Linked DNA regions of Mus musculus: region 1 is linked to region 2. The links are chromatin contacts, found by Hi-C or POLR2A ChIA-PET in ENCODE. All regions are on one chromosome and are shown on one strand. Each heading gives the region's core, a stretch centred on a gene start or an enhancer-like site at or near the end of the contact. The rest is flanking DNA. Distances are from core to core; before and after follow the strand shown.

Region 1 (7,422 bases), core at 4,789-7,288, 49 kb after region 2:
GATTAACTTGCAGGTTGTGTGGCTTGCTTCTGTGGAGCTGTACTGGCTCAAAATGACAGCATTGTCAAAGGGATGATGGGACAAGGCCTGGGAAGCTCTTGATACTTAAGGCCAAGATGCCTAATTGGAGAGATGTTCTTGTTTGTACATAGACAGTTTTGGTAGTATAAAAAGTCACCGTGTAGATAAGTTCAACCTCTGTCTCCTTAGGGTGGACATTTCTTATGCTGTGGACAGCGTCTGTCATGTGGTTGTGGTGGTCTTACTCATGCAGAGGAGATAGTCACCTCCTACACTGTGACATTTAAACTAGGTGTCACTAAAGCACTAGCTGTGGGTTCCAGTACTTGATGAGTCATGAAATACTTCTTCCTGCTAAATTTTACACACTGACCTTTCTGGTTTCAGCTTCTCACCCATCTTCCTTTTCACTCGTGACAGCCACATGGTCACTAGGTTCTTCCTGTCTTGTTCTGATTTAACCAGTTTATGCACAAGTGCACACGTGCCTGTGTGTTTATAAGTTATTTTCAGAAGTTTGTGGAGATCAGGAATCCAGACATTCCTTTCTGTCTTCCACAGGGTGTGGTGTCACATTTCAGTTCCCGAGGAAAATCAGTCTGCAGAGTTGATGAGAGGGTGCCAGGTTTCAAATGCTTATTCACCTTCTACCTTTTCGTCTGGCAGCTTTGCTTTATCTAGCTGTAAATTAGGAGAGGCTGGTGGGGCTGAAAGGAACTTGAAGGAAGTCTTCAGAAGCCATCTGCTCATTTTATCCCTGTAGGCATTGAAACCTGAGTAGTTAAATCAACTTTCCAAAGTCCTGGAAGGGTCAGATAAAGTTTGGTTTTCTGACTTAAGTTTCTCTGCCTTTTCCCCCTGAAGGCCCACCACGGGGACTTTTACTTAGGTATAAAGCAGTAGGTACAGGCCTTGCTAAGACAGAAGTTGTGCGTGTTCAGTGCTGGGATCATAGAGGCAGCTACCTGAGGTCGTTTGGCCTGATTGGGAGTCCAGTGATTGTCCTGGTGGTTGTCCTCTGTTGTGAGCTTCTAGATAACAGAGGTCAGACAGGGTTCTTACCTGAATGCCTGAAACAGAAATTCTTGTTAAATTTCTGTAAAAGGCAGCTGTAGTAGTGTGCTGTTTACTATGTAACATTCTAATAGTTGTTAGCACTGTCATCTGAGATAAAAGAATACTATTATATGTACAGTTTTATCTCTTTCTCTTTCCCTTCCCCTCTGGATTGAAACCGGGGACTCTAATTTCTAGACAAACATTCTACCTCTAAGCTGCTAATACCCCCATCCTTATATACCATTTTATAATAACACAACAAACTGCTATATTAGACCCAAATCAGTTGCAGCTCAACAGTCCTGTTTGTAGATGGTGTTTTCCTGTGATCTTCTTGTTTTCGTTAGGATTTCCATGGCTGTGGTAAAACAGCATGTCCAAGGCAATTTATAAAAGATCAACACGTCAGCATCTCAACAGGTTAGAGTCCATGATGGCAGAGCAAAGCCTTGGTGACAGGAACAGCTGAGAGCTCAGACCTCAACACAAGCAGGCGGCAAAGCACACATTTGGAATAGCATTGAGCCTTTTGAAACGTCAAAGCCCCACTCTCAGTGACACCTCTTGTAACAAGGCCACCCAGAGAGTTCCACCAACTGGCAACCAAGTATTCAAACGTATGAACCTGTGGGGGCCATTTTCTTTCAAGTGCTCCCCGCTCCCTTGGAGTTTTAGTTACATGGTATCTGTAACTTAGGTTAAAGTAAGCAAAGGTGCAACTTTTGAGCCCTTTTTTGTTTCCAGTCTGTGATTCTTGATGGTTCCCAGGAGAATCCTCACCCATGTCTCTGGTCTAATACTCTAGACCATACGGTGCCTCTCAGCACTGCTCTATGGAGGACTCTCTGGCCTCCCAGGTTGAGCGCAGCCTCTGTCAGCATTGTCTGTACAATGTGGCAGATTTATGGTGGAGGCTGCTTATCCTTTTGGGGATGATCAAGGTGTTTTTTCATCTCTTCGATTACCGTGAAGATAAAAAATATTTCAGTGCTGTGGTTCTGAGCAGGTGGAGATGGAGAGAGAGGGTGAGGAAGAGAAACTGAGGCTTCTTTTCACTATAATGATTCTTGAGCTGTCATTGGCCCCCTCCCTCCCTTCCTCCCTCTTCTGTCTGTCCCTCTCTAGTAAGGTTCTCTATGGCTGAACTGAATTGCTTTTCAACAAAATTGTTGGTGGTAGAAATTGGCCTATTAATCTTCCTGGTATGGTCACATAATGTTCTTCCTTGTGAGGCAGGGTCTCCTGTCGCTCAGAAGGTTGGCCTTGAACTCATCATGTCACTAAGGATGACCTTGCCCTCCTGATCCTTTCTGCCTCTGGAGTGTTGGGATCACACACTGGAGGTGCCTAGCTCCAAGGCAGACACAGTGTGACCATTAACTCTTGATGGTCAAAAACTGTTTTTGTGTATGATTTTAAATTTATCTCCATCAAGTCACAGGAAGTCTAATCACTGACCTTTGATCCAAAATGTTTTCTTTTGATCATAGGTGAAAATAGTGTTTCTGGTTTAATTAGTAAAGACCAGATGGACAACTGAAATGAGGGTGTATTTCTACACCATAAATACAAAGAGGCCTAAAAAAGCAACAATGCATTTTACTTAAAATGGATAGTTTTAGAAAAGTTTTTCATATCTAATTCCTGATTTTAAATTGAGCTACCATAAGAATGTATACTTTAAGGTCAAGTCCATCACCTGTTCATGCCAGATAATGGTTTTTAAGAAGCCTAGAAGGAGGGCTGGAGATATGGCTCAGCGGCTGAGAGCACTGACTGCTCTTCCAGACGTCCTGACTTCAATTCCCAGAAACCACATGGTGGCTCACAACCATCTGTAGTGGGATCCAGTGCCTTCTTTATATATGATCTTTAAAAAAGGAACGAAACCTAGAAGGAATTTGTAATAGCAGTCCTTTTAAGCACAACTGATACATCTGAGGAAATAAACCATCAGGCACACAGGCATGCCTCCTGCTTTGCCTTCCAGTCTCTGCCCTACCAGGTCCTTAGTGATAGCAAGCCTGGAGTTTTGAATTACAGCCCTCCGCTTACCTGTGCTAGGCAAGGATTGTATCCACCTGCTTTATTTCTCCTGCTTTGGCCAGGTGGTTGGGAACTAGAAATGATTGACAGCAGTCCCTAAAACAAGCACAAAGAGAACTGGCACTCTAGCCTCTCTCTCCTAAAAGGTACTGTGGAGAACTAGGGAGTCAGATGGCAGGAAGAGCAGAGAAAAGTTATATTCTTGGTTTTTATTTTTGTTGTTGTTGGTTTTTTTTGTTTGTTTTTTGGGTTTTTTTGCTTGTTTGTTTTTGTTTTTTTGAGACAGGGTTTCTGGAAATCCACCTGCCTCTGCCTCCCAAGTGCTGGGATTAAAGGCTTGCGCCACTACTGCCTGGCCGAAAAGTTACTTCTTGAAAGTTTCTCTTTCTATAATTGTTTTCTTAAAAAAAAAAAAAAAAGCAGCAACAAAATATCTTATATTGGAGACGAAGTTTCCAAACTTTCAAAATAACATGTGATGTGAAAGGGCTTCAAAAGGTACTGAGACTACTTCCTCTTCAAACTAGTTTCTTTCCCCAGTGTTATTAAAGTATCTCTTGAAGTTTAGCTTTTTGTTTGGAAATTTCCAGAATTTTCTGTGCAGGGTTCCTGTCGGCTATGTGGCCGATGCTTGGGTTACAGTTTGTGCAATCTCATCCACTTACTTCTCATAGATTCTGGTCCCATTTCCAGGGCAGACACCACTTTTGAAAGAAGACAAAATGAGATCACACCCAATGTGTTGCTTCATGCGCCTTACCCTTTTAACTTATGAATATATAAGGGAAACCGTTTCTTTTTCTGTCCTTTTCTTAAAAGGATCCTGGATGTTATTAAATTTCCCTTTTAAGAAGCAATAGTGATAACAGTCAATGAGAATATTCATGCTTCTCTTTAGAGCCAGCTTTGGTTAAATTTAGGGAGCGGTTTGCCATTGTAGTGACTAACATTGGCTATCAGCTTGCTACTCCTAGGCAGAGAGAACTTCACCTGAGGGATTGCTGCCATCAGATTGGCTTGTGGGGCCATTTTCTTGATTGCTAATTGCTGCGGGGGTGGGGGGAACAGCCCACTCTGGGTCGCACCATCTCTAGGCAAGTGGGTCTGGGCTGTGTAAGAAATGTCCCTGGATGTGAACCTGGGAACAAGATTCCATTGGTTTCTCAAGCTCCTGTCCTACCTTCTCTCAATAATGTACTGTAACCTGTAAGCGGAAAAGCCCTTCTCCTTCCCAAGTTGCTTTTGGCCATGGTGTTTATCACATCACAGAAGGCAAGCTAGAACACTAGTGGATCAAAGTCACTCCAAAAATGTTTTAAGTGATGGCTGTGTGTAGGATTCTATATGTTGTGTTGTGGAAGGCAATGGTGAACTAGTTGTGGCAGTGAAGAACAGACCAAGTAAGTAGGTCACATTGTATAATAAGTTATATATAAACTTACTATGGAAATAAAGGGCCCAGCTGTCCTAACATAGTGTGGGTTTAATTTGAAGTTTAGAGGATCACAGAGCTATGTCTAACTGCTTCTTTGTTGTTGTTTTTATTTTTCAAGACAGGGTTTCTCTGTATAGCCCTGGCTGTCCTGGAACTCACTTTGTAGACCAGGCTGGCCTCGAACTCAGAAATCTGCCTGCCTCTGCCTCCCAAGTGCTGGGATTAAAGGCGTGCGCCACCACTGCCCGGCTTGTCTAACTGCTTCTTAAGGTTCAGCAATAGTTTTCTTCTCCTTTTAGAAACATTTGGTTTCTTGTGTCGTATGTTTCTTGTCCCGGTGATTTCAAAGCTGTATTCTGGGAAAGGAGATGGCTCCTTGGGTAAAGAGCCTGAGCTTGCCTCTCTAATAACTACAGAAATGCTCAGCGTGCTGTTTGTAAGACTAGGGGAAATAACAGTCATTCGAAAGTCTATTTTTATTTTCTTTGTTACATGAAGGAAAAAGCAGTTGCCTTTCGGAACTGCTGTCTTAAATCATTCTCCTTGAATGTTAGTGTTTTTCTGGTTTCCTCAAGAAGTGGAGAAAATAACCCTTACTTTATAGGGCTTGTGGGCTGTTGTAGGGTTTGTCTGGGAAGATCGGTAAGCACTGTAGAGTTACTCTAGGATCCCTTACCGACCTAACCCAAAATGGAAAATGTGTTTTGTCTACCATCCTGCTGCATGCACACAGGTGACCCAATAGGCTTAGCTTTGGCCGGTGGAGAGTGATGACTATTCTTTGGACCATCGTATGAGATACATGTGCTCTATCCTAGCTGCTATGGCAGAGGAACTGCATGCTTTTTAATTCCTTAATTTTGAACCTCAGTGACTTCAACATTAAATACAACATTTCCTTTCCTTTCCTTTTTTTTTTATTCAAGGGTTCTAATTTTGTATTATTTATTATTGCATGAAACTAAGGATTAAATATGAGTGTCCTGAGTAATTTGAGAATGAGTCTCCTTCTCTGCTTTCTGTGTATTGATATGCATGTAACACTTTATGGACTGTGCTTTCTCCCTGTTGCTGGCATTTGGCTAACGTCCGTGTAAGAGGAAAAGGGAGCCCACATATTGAAAGTGCTCGCTCTTCGTGAACTGGGACTTTCTGAAATCTCAGATGACTCAGTTTTCATTCCCAGTTTGCTCTCACACTGCCTGCATCCACTGAGCATGTTAAAGCCTGACATCATGATGTAATCATTCTGATTTTGCAATATTTTAAAGTGGAGTGGAAGCATTGTGAGAATTACGGCAGCTTTCTTGATCAGATACACCCATCCTATCCTTCAGTATTGTTTTAAAGATACACCAGAACACACACACACACACACACACACACACACACACACACAAGAGAGAGAGAGAGAGAGAGAGAGAGAGAGAGAGATCAATCTGAGGGATTTGGCTGCCTCTTGTTCCTTTCCTGTCTCCTCCCTTTGTCTCCAGATGCTTCAGCAGATGGCTGTGTCAAAAGCTCTAAATTTGTACCTTGCATGACCTTTAGCCCAGAGGAAGGCAAGTTTCTTCTGAAGATAAACTTCCCAGCCATTGCTGGTGGACCTTTTGTCATATGTTATGGGTAAATTTAACTTTGTGGTCGTCCCTTCTGCAGATTAAATATCGAAGAGGGCTTCCAGTTTAGAGTGTAGCTTTCTTTGGGACTGTAACAAATTTTAAAGATGAGTGTTGTGAGCCGGGCGTGGTGGTGCACGCCTTTAATTTCAGCGCTCGGGAGGCAGAGGCAGGCAGATTTCTGAGTTCGAGGCCAACCTGGTCTACGAAGTGAGTTCCAGGACAGCTAGGGCTATACAGAGAAACCCTGTCTCAAAAAACAAAAACAAAAACAAAAACAAAAACAAAAACAAAAACAAAAAACAAAAAACAAAAAACAAAAAGAAGATGAGTGTCGTGACACTGGCTGTGTTCCACAATAGTGTTAGAGTTGAGTTCTAACAGCGTATGATACAGGAGAAACTGACAGGATCTCTTCGCTTCGATCTGGCCTTTAAAGGAGTTTTCAGGCTGCCTAGCAGACAAGGGCATGGGCTTCACAGTCAGGCAGCTTTGAGTTATGCCTCTGCTGTACTGTGCAAGGGCAGATCTTATCTAATCAGACCTGCTAGCATAGCATGAGGCCTGAGGAAGAGATCTTATACAGTCTATCACAGCCTGGTAATTTAAAAATTACTATTATTTCCTGTTCTTGGACGTTATTAATAGGTGCTCAACAAATGGCCAGTCATGTAGTCCTCTATCCTGAGAGCTCATTTTTAAATGTTTGTATCCAAGGACAGGACACTGGGACAAAGGGAGTATGCCATCAGACAGGGAATCAGAAAAAACAAAACCAAAAACCCTGCAGGAATAGTGTATCTTTATCATCTGCTGTCTAATTCATGGCTTTCTGAGCTGCTTGGATGTGTCTGGATCACAATACAGAGGATACCACTTGTCTTAAGGAAATGATTTATCCTTGTTTGTGGCAAGTCACTTTATAGAAGATGTCATATATACATATACACACACACACACATACACACACACACACATATATATACATATACACACATATATACATACATGCATGCATACATACATACTCAAACGCACAGGGTGAATACCTAAAGGTGGTTGGAGAAATAGATGTAACTCCTCTTCTGGAGGGTAGAAAATAAACCCACAGTGCCTTCTCTTCTTAGCACCAGGCTAAGTTTGAGAAAGAGAAGTCTCATTCCATCCTGTGACTTAAGCTCTTATGGCCGCATGCTGAAGGAAGTGAAGTCAGAGACAAACCATGGAGATGAGTGCTTCTGG
Region 2 (6,720 bases), core at 2,765-5,264:
AAGCGAGTTACTGTTCCTGTGGGTCAGGAAGTGAGTGGTTCAGCCACAGGTCCTGTCGTGAGGTTGCACTCAGTCATGAAGCCTTGGCTGAGCAGCGTGATTTCTTTCAGATGTCTTCTGGTCGTGATTGGTACGCGGTCACAGGCTGTTGACTGAGGGCCACGTGGGTTTCCACAGACTGCTTTCATGTTAATACAGTGTGGCTGCTGAGTTTCCCCAGAGTGAGCAGTCAGAAGCAGCAAGATGTGTGCTTAGGATATGAAAATTCCTTTGAGAGGTTTAACCAGTTGTATCCACTGTTGAGTTCCTTGTCATTCTCTTCATGGTTAATTGGAAATTGTAGGATTTTGTTTGTTTGTTTGTTTGTTTGGGGGCTTTCTGGGAGAGTGCTGCCCTATCTACCCCTTGATACTCTGCATGTAACACAGGCAGGTCGTGATTGACTGTGAGAGATGACCCAGGTGCAGTGCCAGTTTTCAGTAGGACACTGACATTTTTTTCCTTCGGTGCTTTGCCCCTATTGTTAGCTTGCCTGATATTAATTTCTAGCTCACAAATGGGACAAGAAGCGTCTAACTAGTGGAGGGAATGCCATCTAAGGCTAAGGACTTTGCTGTTATGAAGGAAAATAATCAATACAGATGTAAGGAGTAATTGCCATGTATAACACCTAGCGGTTGAGTACTGAGTGTACTCTGCAGGGAGGAAAACATGGTGTCCCATGAAGGAGTGTGATTTAGCATGTGTCAGATTGGTGAGTCATAGTGTACTCAGGAAATGAAAATTTCTTTGGGACTTTTGATCAGTTTTATCTACTGTGAGTTGATAGTCATTCTCTTTATGGTTAATTGGAAATTGTGGGTTGGGTTTTTTTTTTTTTTTTTTTTTTTTTGATATAGGCTCTCTGAGAGCCCATTGCTCGTTACTGCATTTGATTCATGTTACTACAGGGCTCATGTTGGTAAACTTGTCTCATCAAATTACTTTTGGATAAGTTTTGCACGTAAGTAGAGAGCATTTCCTATGGTTAGCTCACTGCTTTGATGGAGGCCTCAAACTCTTCTTCTTTTGTACGTTAACCTTGGTAAAACCTCTGTGGCTGCCTTGGGACTCACGAAAAGTACTTTTCTCTTTCCACTGGTCAATGAGAAGATTGGCTGTTTAATAACAGGAAGCAGGGGCCGCTCCTGTCAGTGGATTGCCAGTACTTAAGGCCTGTACTCCAGTAATCTGAGAAGAGAGTGGCTGCTTCTCATCTCATTGAGACTTAATTTTAGTGGGCTGATAAAATTCTTGAATATTGAGTATCTTTACATAAAATAGATCTAACATAAGATACCCAAACAGCCCTAGACCCATGTCATCGGGATGAGGGTTAATGGCATGTGTTTGCTTTTCAATACTAATTTAAAGTTATCTCGATTGTCTGAGGATCCATATCTAAAATTCTCCTAAAAACCTCTATTGTCCTTGTAAATGGTAAGAAATGTCTTCAGGTTAGTCAAGGGTGATTCTTTTTTTTTTTTTTTTTTCCATTTTTTATTAGGTATTTAGCTCATTTACATTTCCAATGCTATACCAAAAGTCCCCCATACCCACCCACCCCCACTCCCCTACCCACCCACTCCCCCTTTTTGGCCCTGGCGTTACCCTGTACTGGGGCATATAAAGTTTGGGTGTCCAATGGGCCTCTCTTTCCAGTGATGGCCGACTAGGCCATCTTTTGATACATATGCAGCTAGAGTCAAGAGCTCCGGGATACTGGTTAGTTCATTATGTTGTTCCGCCTATAGGGTTGCAGATCCCTTTAGCTCCTTGGGTACTTTCTCTAGCTCCTCCATTGGGAGCCCTGTGATCCATCCATTAGCTGACTGTGAGCGTCAAGGGTGATTCTTATATTTAGAGTTTTGTAGGTTGTATCTTAAAAGAAGTTGTGGCAGCTGGGCGTGGTGGCGCACGCCTTTAATCCCAGTACTTGGGAGGCAGAGGCAGGCGGATTTCTGAGTTCGAGGACAGCCTGGTCTACAGAGTGAGTTCCAGGACAGCCAGGGCTACACAGAAAAACCCTGTCTGGAAAAATCAAAAAAAAAAAAAAAAAAAAAGTTGCTGCCTATTTTGTGGCTGTGGAAAAGTGTGGTAGTTTCTTATGGCTTGTATGGTTACTGGAAGAGATTCTCTGTGGATACGTTGCGCTAGTGAGTTTGTGTTAGCGTGGACAGAAGGCTAGAATTGGGAAGAACTGGGTAAGATTGTACACATTAGCATTTAGATAATACTATGCCATACCAATGACGTATTACATACAGTTCCAATTCAATGGCGTCAGAAAAAAGCAGGATCCACTGTGAGATATAGTTAGTATATGAACTATAGTTACTAGGTATGAGATATAGTTACTATGTTTTTTTTTTTCCATATATTTTTAATACTATGTCTGTGTGAACTTAATCCTTGAAGAACAGTTTTGTTTGCAGTGCCCAAGAATAGTTTCTTGTTGGGAACCATTTCATGGATGGAACACTTTGATTGAGGCTGTAACTGTTTGCAGTGAGAGAACAGGGGTTCTGTGTCCTGCATGTGATTAGATGTTGAAGGCAGGCGATTCTAGCTGAGGGTATTACTTCCTGCTAACTAGTTTTGTTGCCAGCCCTCGCTCACCTAACAGCAATGGTCAGAAGGATTTAGGCAAGGCCCCAGTAAACCTAATTTTGCTGTTGTTTAAAGACAGTAGTTTATGTAGAAGGATTAAGTTGTGCTTAGAATAGGATTTGGCATGTGGCAGATACTCCTAAATTAAGATGTCAACCAATCCATTTATATTTGGTAACTGGGAATGCATGCTAAGCTTAATTCCGACGAGAAGAATTCCTCAGTCTTTTGACAGTCTAACCCCTGCCCCCCTACCACATTTTAGTTTTATATTCTCTTCTCTGTGGATCATCTGGACTCTAATGTATGACTAAGACTTGACTTTCTTATCTATGACTTGGAGGTGATCTTGGCGTTTCTTTTTGTTTTCGATTCTTGATTCAATTTGTGAAGACTTAACTGAATTTAGAGAAGAGTTCTTGAAAAAAAAGAAACACCACCATTTGGCTTTCTTAACAGCTGAAATTCTGGGCTCCTGCCATTTATCTGTTATGCTTATCTTAGGGGGAGACTCCATAACTTTATTGAGGTATAATTAATTTTTATTACATTTGGAACATGTGTGTGTTTGTGCATATGTGCGTGACACAGCACACATGTGGTGATGGTAGGAGTGTTTTGGGAGTCAGTTCTCTCCTTCCTTCCATGTGGGTCCTAGGGGTCTGTGGTCACAAGGCTTTTGCGGCAAATACTTGTACAGGCTGAGCCATCTCGTAGACCTGAAGTAGATTAAATAGTGTAGATTTCACGACTGTTAGGATTGTGCAATGTTCTGGTTACCAAAAAGAATATGAATGTCACGTATGTGGATCTACAGCACTACACTTTTTTGGTCCAACAATAATTTGACAACTGCAGATAAATGAACGCTGGCCTTGTGTCAGTTGCAATTAGTGAATTTGGAAAACACTGTCAGGTATGTGTAAGAAGCAGAGAAATGGGGTGAAAAAACTGAGCATTGGCTCTTGAGGCGTGTGCTACCACTGCATGGCTTTCTAAGCATTCTTATATAATGTTTTTGCTGATGTATGTTTTCTTAGCATCTTACTTTGTGTTTAGCCAAGGCTCCCAGGTGAGGAAACACAAGATGGTCCTCCCTTTGGAGAGAGGAGTGATCCTCTTGAGTCAGGAAGATTCCTTCTGGGGAATCAGGTGGATCAGATGACTTAAGGGGCTGAGGAAGAAGCTTGAGTCAGGGTTCTGAGAAATGAAGAAGTTCAATGAGCTCCCTGAATGGTGCTCCCTTGCACTGTGACCTCCAGACACTAGAGATGACTCAGCAACTGTTGGCTGTGCTAAGCTCTGCTTTTGGCTGCGGTCCTCTTAGAGGCGGCTCTGGCAGTGTAAAGGTAGCGACATCTGTAAGAAGGCCAAGAAAGGCAGCTGTCATCGCTTTCTTGGAAAGGAGGGGCTGCCTGAGCCTGGTTAAGCTCCAGTTAACTTCCAGTGTCCTAGACAGAGATCACTGGAAGCTGTAATCTTGGAGGGCTGGGGACCCAAGCACTTCAGCCATGAGCCTGAGGGTGACAGCTCCTGACAGGGGGTCAACTCAGAGGAGGTGATGTGTGGTGTGGAAGTACTGGAGCTGGGCTAGAATTCTGATGGCTCTACTCTCTAGAGTTACTTATATACTGTCTAGCTGAGGCTGGCCTCCGAGTAGTGGCTGTGTAGCCGAGAGTGATCTTGACCTGATACTCTCACCTCTTTCTCCTTTGCAAGTGCTGGCCTAACAGGTGCATACTTCCTCACCTGGCCCCAGAGTCACTTAGTTGGAATCATGGAGATTGTGAGGGTAAAATATTTCAGTGGCTATAAAGGATCTCATACCGTGCCTGGCATATTGTGGACTATTTACAATTATTAATTTCCTTTTTAACGTAGTTCACTGCTGAGCTTCTAAGCACTATCATTTCTGAATGGGCCTTGGATACAATGCCCACCCCCCCAATTTATAACTCACTATTGCTGTTTATTTGCCCTGGGGCAGGGAGACTTCATTAGATGCTGAAGGTCCTTGTTAGAATTAAAATTCTCAGATAAGCATTAAAAAAAGAGAGGAAGACTCCTGTGGGCACCATTCACAGATCCCTATTAATTACTGTAATCGACATTACATCCCTTCATGTATGTGTAGTACGTATCGGTGCTTTCTGAATCCAGATGAAAGGCCCCTGGAATTGGACAACATGAGCTGCCATGTGGGTGCTGTTGAACCAAGGTGCTGTGAGAGAGCAACCAGTGCTCTTAACCACTGAGCCATCTCATCTTCCCAGCCCCCAAACTTAAATAAAGTCTTGTTCTCCTGAGAGAGAGAGAGAGAGAGAGAGAGAGAGAGAGAGAGAGAGAGAGAGGAAGGAGGAAGAGGAGGAGGAGGAGGAGGAGGGAGGAAGAGAAGGTCTGGCTGTGTAGTCCAGTCTGTCTTTGAAGGCCTGATCTTCAGTCCTTAGTCTTACTACCAGCCACATGTGGCTATTTAAATGCACATTAAAACCTCACGTCCAGCTTATTATGATTCCCAGAACCAAAGTAGCATGTGTTTGTAAGTGAGGAGGGCCTTGAGGCTTGCTAGCTGGCTAGTTTAGCCTCATTGGTGAGCTCCAGGTCAGCCAGAGCCCCTGTCGCATAGGAGGTGAATAGCATCCTGAGACTCACAGTGAAGATTGTCTTCTGATCTATGCACACTCACACATGAATGCACACCCACACAGGCACGCATACTTGCACAGGCATGTGCATACCCACATGGACACTTCATATAAATAAATACATTTCAGTTTCTCAGGGGCTATAGCCACATTATATACTCTTTTCCTAACCAGAAATGGAAATATGAAACAACAGTGTTAATACTTCATTTTCAGGCAGTTTTTGTGTTACTTCTGGAAGGTATATCTACATCTTAGTGCAGGCTCAGAAATGTGTGTGTGTGTGTGTGTGTATACACGTGTACAGTGAAACAACATGTGCAGGTCAGTGGATAGCTCACAGGAATTGAATCTTCTTCCACCACGAGGGTCCCAGGGCTGTAACTCAGTTCTTAGGCTTGGCAGCGAAGCAGCATTTACCTGCTGGGAATTCCACCAGCCCCTGTCCATCCTTTTGGCTGGTTCCATTTGGATATAAACAATTGCACATTTGTACTATGCATTTTTTTTAAATGTTTAATGTACTTTTGTTCGTATTTCTTTTCTGAGAACTGTATCAACAGTCAGGATTTGGGTTGTCTTTAACCCATCCCATATCCGCTTCTTGCTTCCTTATTTGTTAAGCAATGTTTGTGTGATTTGCTGAGCATGCAGAAATGATCACATTGGATTCTGCCCAGAGAAGTTTGTGTATATGTAGTAAATGGGGACAGTAATCATGGCCTGCTGCCTGGTTTCATTGTTGGTGGATTTAGCAAAAGCTTAGAAGGAAATGCTGTGTAGACATGCTTACTGCATGAACAAGCATTATTGGCGTCATCTTAACAAGCTAGCAGGAAGTGTGGGCCATGAGCAAAAGTCTTCATGGAATGAGTTTTCTCGAGGGTTTTTCAAGAGTGTTAAAAGGTGTGTCTTGAAGCAGGTGACTTTAGGAGAAGTCCAGATGCTGGAAGGAATGGCCACAGAAGGACGGGAGTGGCCTTAAAATAACAAACAAATACCACATAAATGCTGGTGGGGGGAGGGGGGGTAAAGGCAGCTGTTTGTATTTCTGAGCATTTTCAAATCCTTCATGTAGAACTGCTACTGAGCCCTGCTGGTGAGGAGGGATTAGCTTTTAGCGACTGAGAATATTTTAAAGGTAGATGCAGGGTGTCCTTGTATAAGGCACGGGCCATTGAGATCAGAAGTCAGCACCAGTTCAGGCAGCGTTGGCACTTGGGGACCAGTGAGGCACAGTGACTGATGGCACCTGGCTGGCTTGTTGGTCATGTCATCACCGAATCGTGCATAATCCATTTGCAGTCACTTTCAAAAATGGTGGTTTGTTGCGAACCAAATTTCTTGTTTAAATTTTTTGGTTGGATTTAGTGTGTGTGTGTGTGTGTGTGTGTGTGTGTGTGTGAATTGGGTCCCTTTACCGTGT

The links. A loop is a pair of places that touch in the nucleus more often than their neighbours do. ChIA-PET counts read pairs that join two places held with the same protein, here RNA polymerase II (POLR2A).
Region 1: a map of CH12.LX shows a loop between it and region 2 (1.9-fold over the local background). The contact joins two enhancer-like sites. A Hi-C loop is called at or near these places in 5 of 37 maps with a recorded cell type or tissue (CH12.LX, T-helper 1 cell, gastrocnemius and 1 more). POLR2A ChIA-PET finds 5 or more read pairs at or near these places in 1 of 5 experiments (Patski).

The regions. Positions count from the first base shown.
Region 1 is chr2:52,938,109-52,945,530 of GRCm38, forward strand. All of the region lies in intron 1 of Fmnl2 (formin-like 2), which reads left to right. Among named protein-coding and RNA genes, the nearest start is that of Gm52511, 67 kb to the right of the region's middle. Within about 2 kb of position 6,039, at least 1 of the 3 ENCODE cell types and tissues checked has a DNase peak (open chromatin) inside an H3K27ac peak, as active enhancers do; it is gastrocnemius, where a contact is called at or near this core.
Region 2 is chr2:52,891,228-52,897,947 of GRCm38, forward strand. All of the region lies in intron 1 of Fmnl2 (formin-like 2), which reads left to right. Among named protein-coding and RNA genes, the nearest start is that of Fmnl2, 37 kb to the left of the region's middle. Within about 2 kb of position 4,015, at least 1 of the 3 ENCODE cell types and tissues checked has a DNase peak (open chromatin) inside an H3K27ac peak, as active enhancers do; it is gastrocnemius, where a contact is called at or near this core.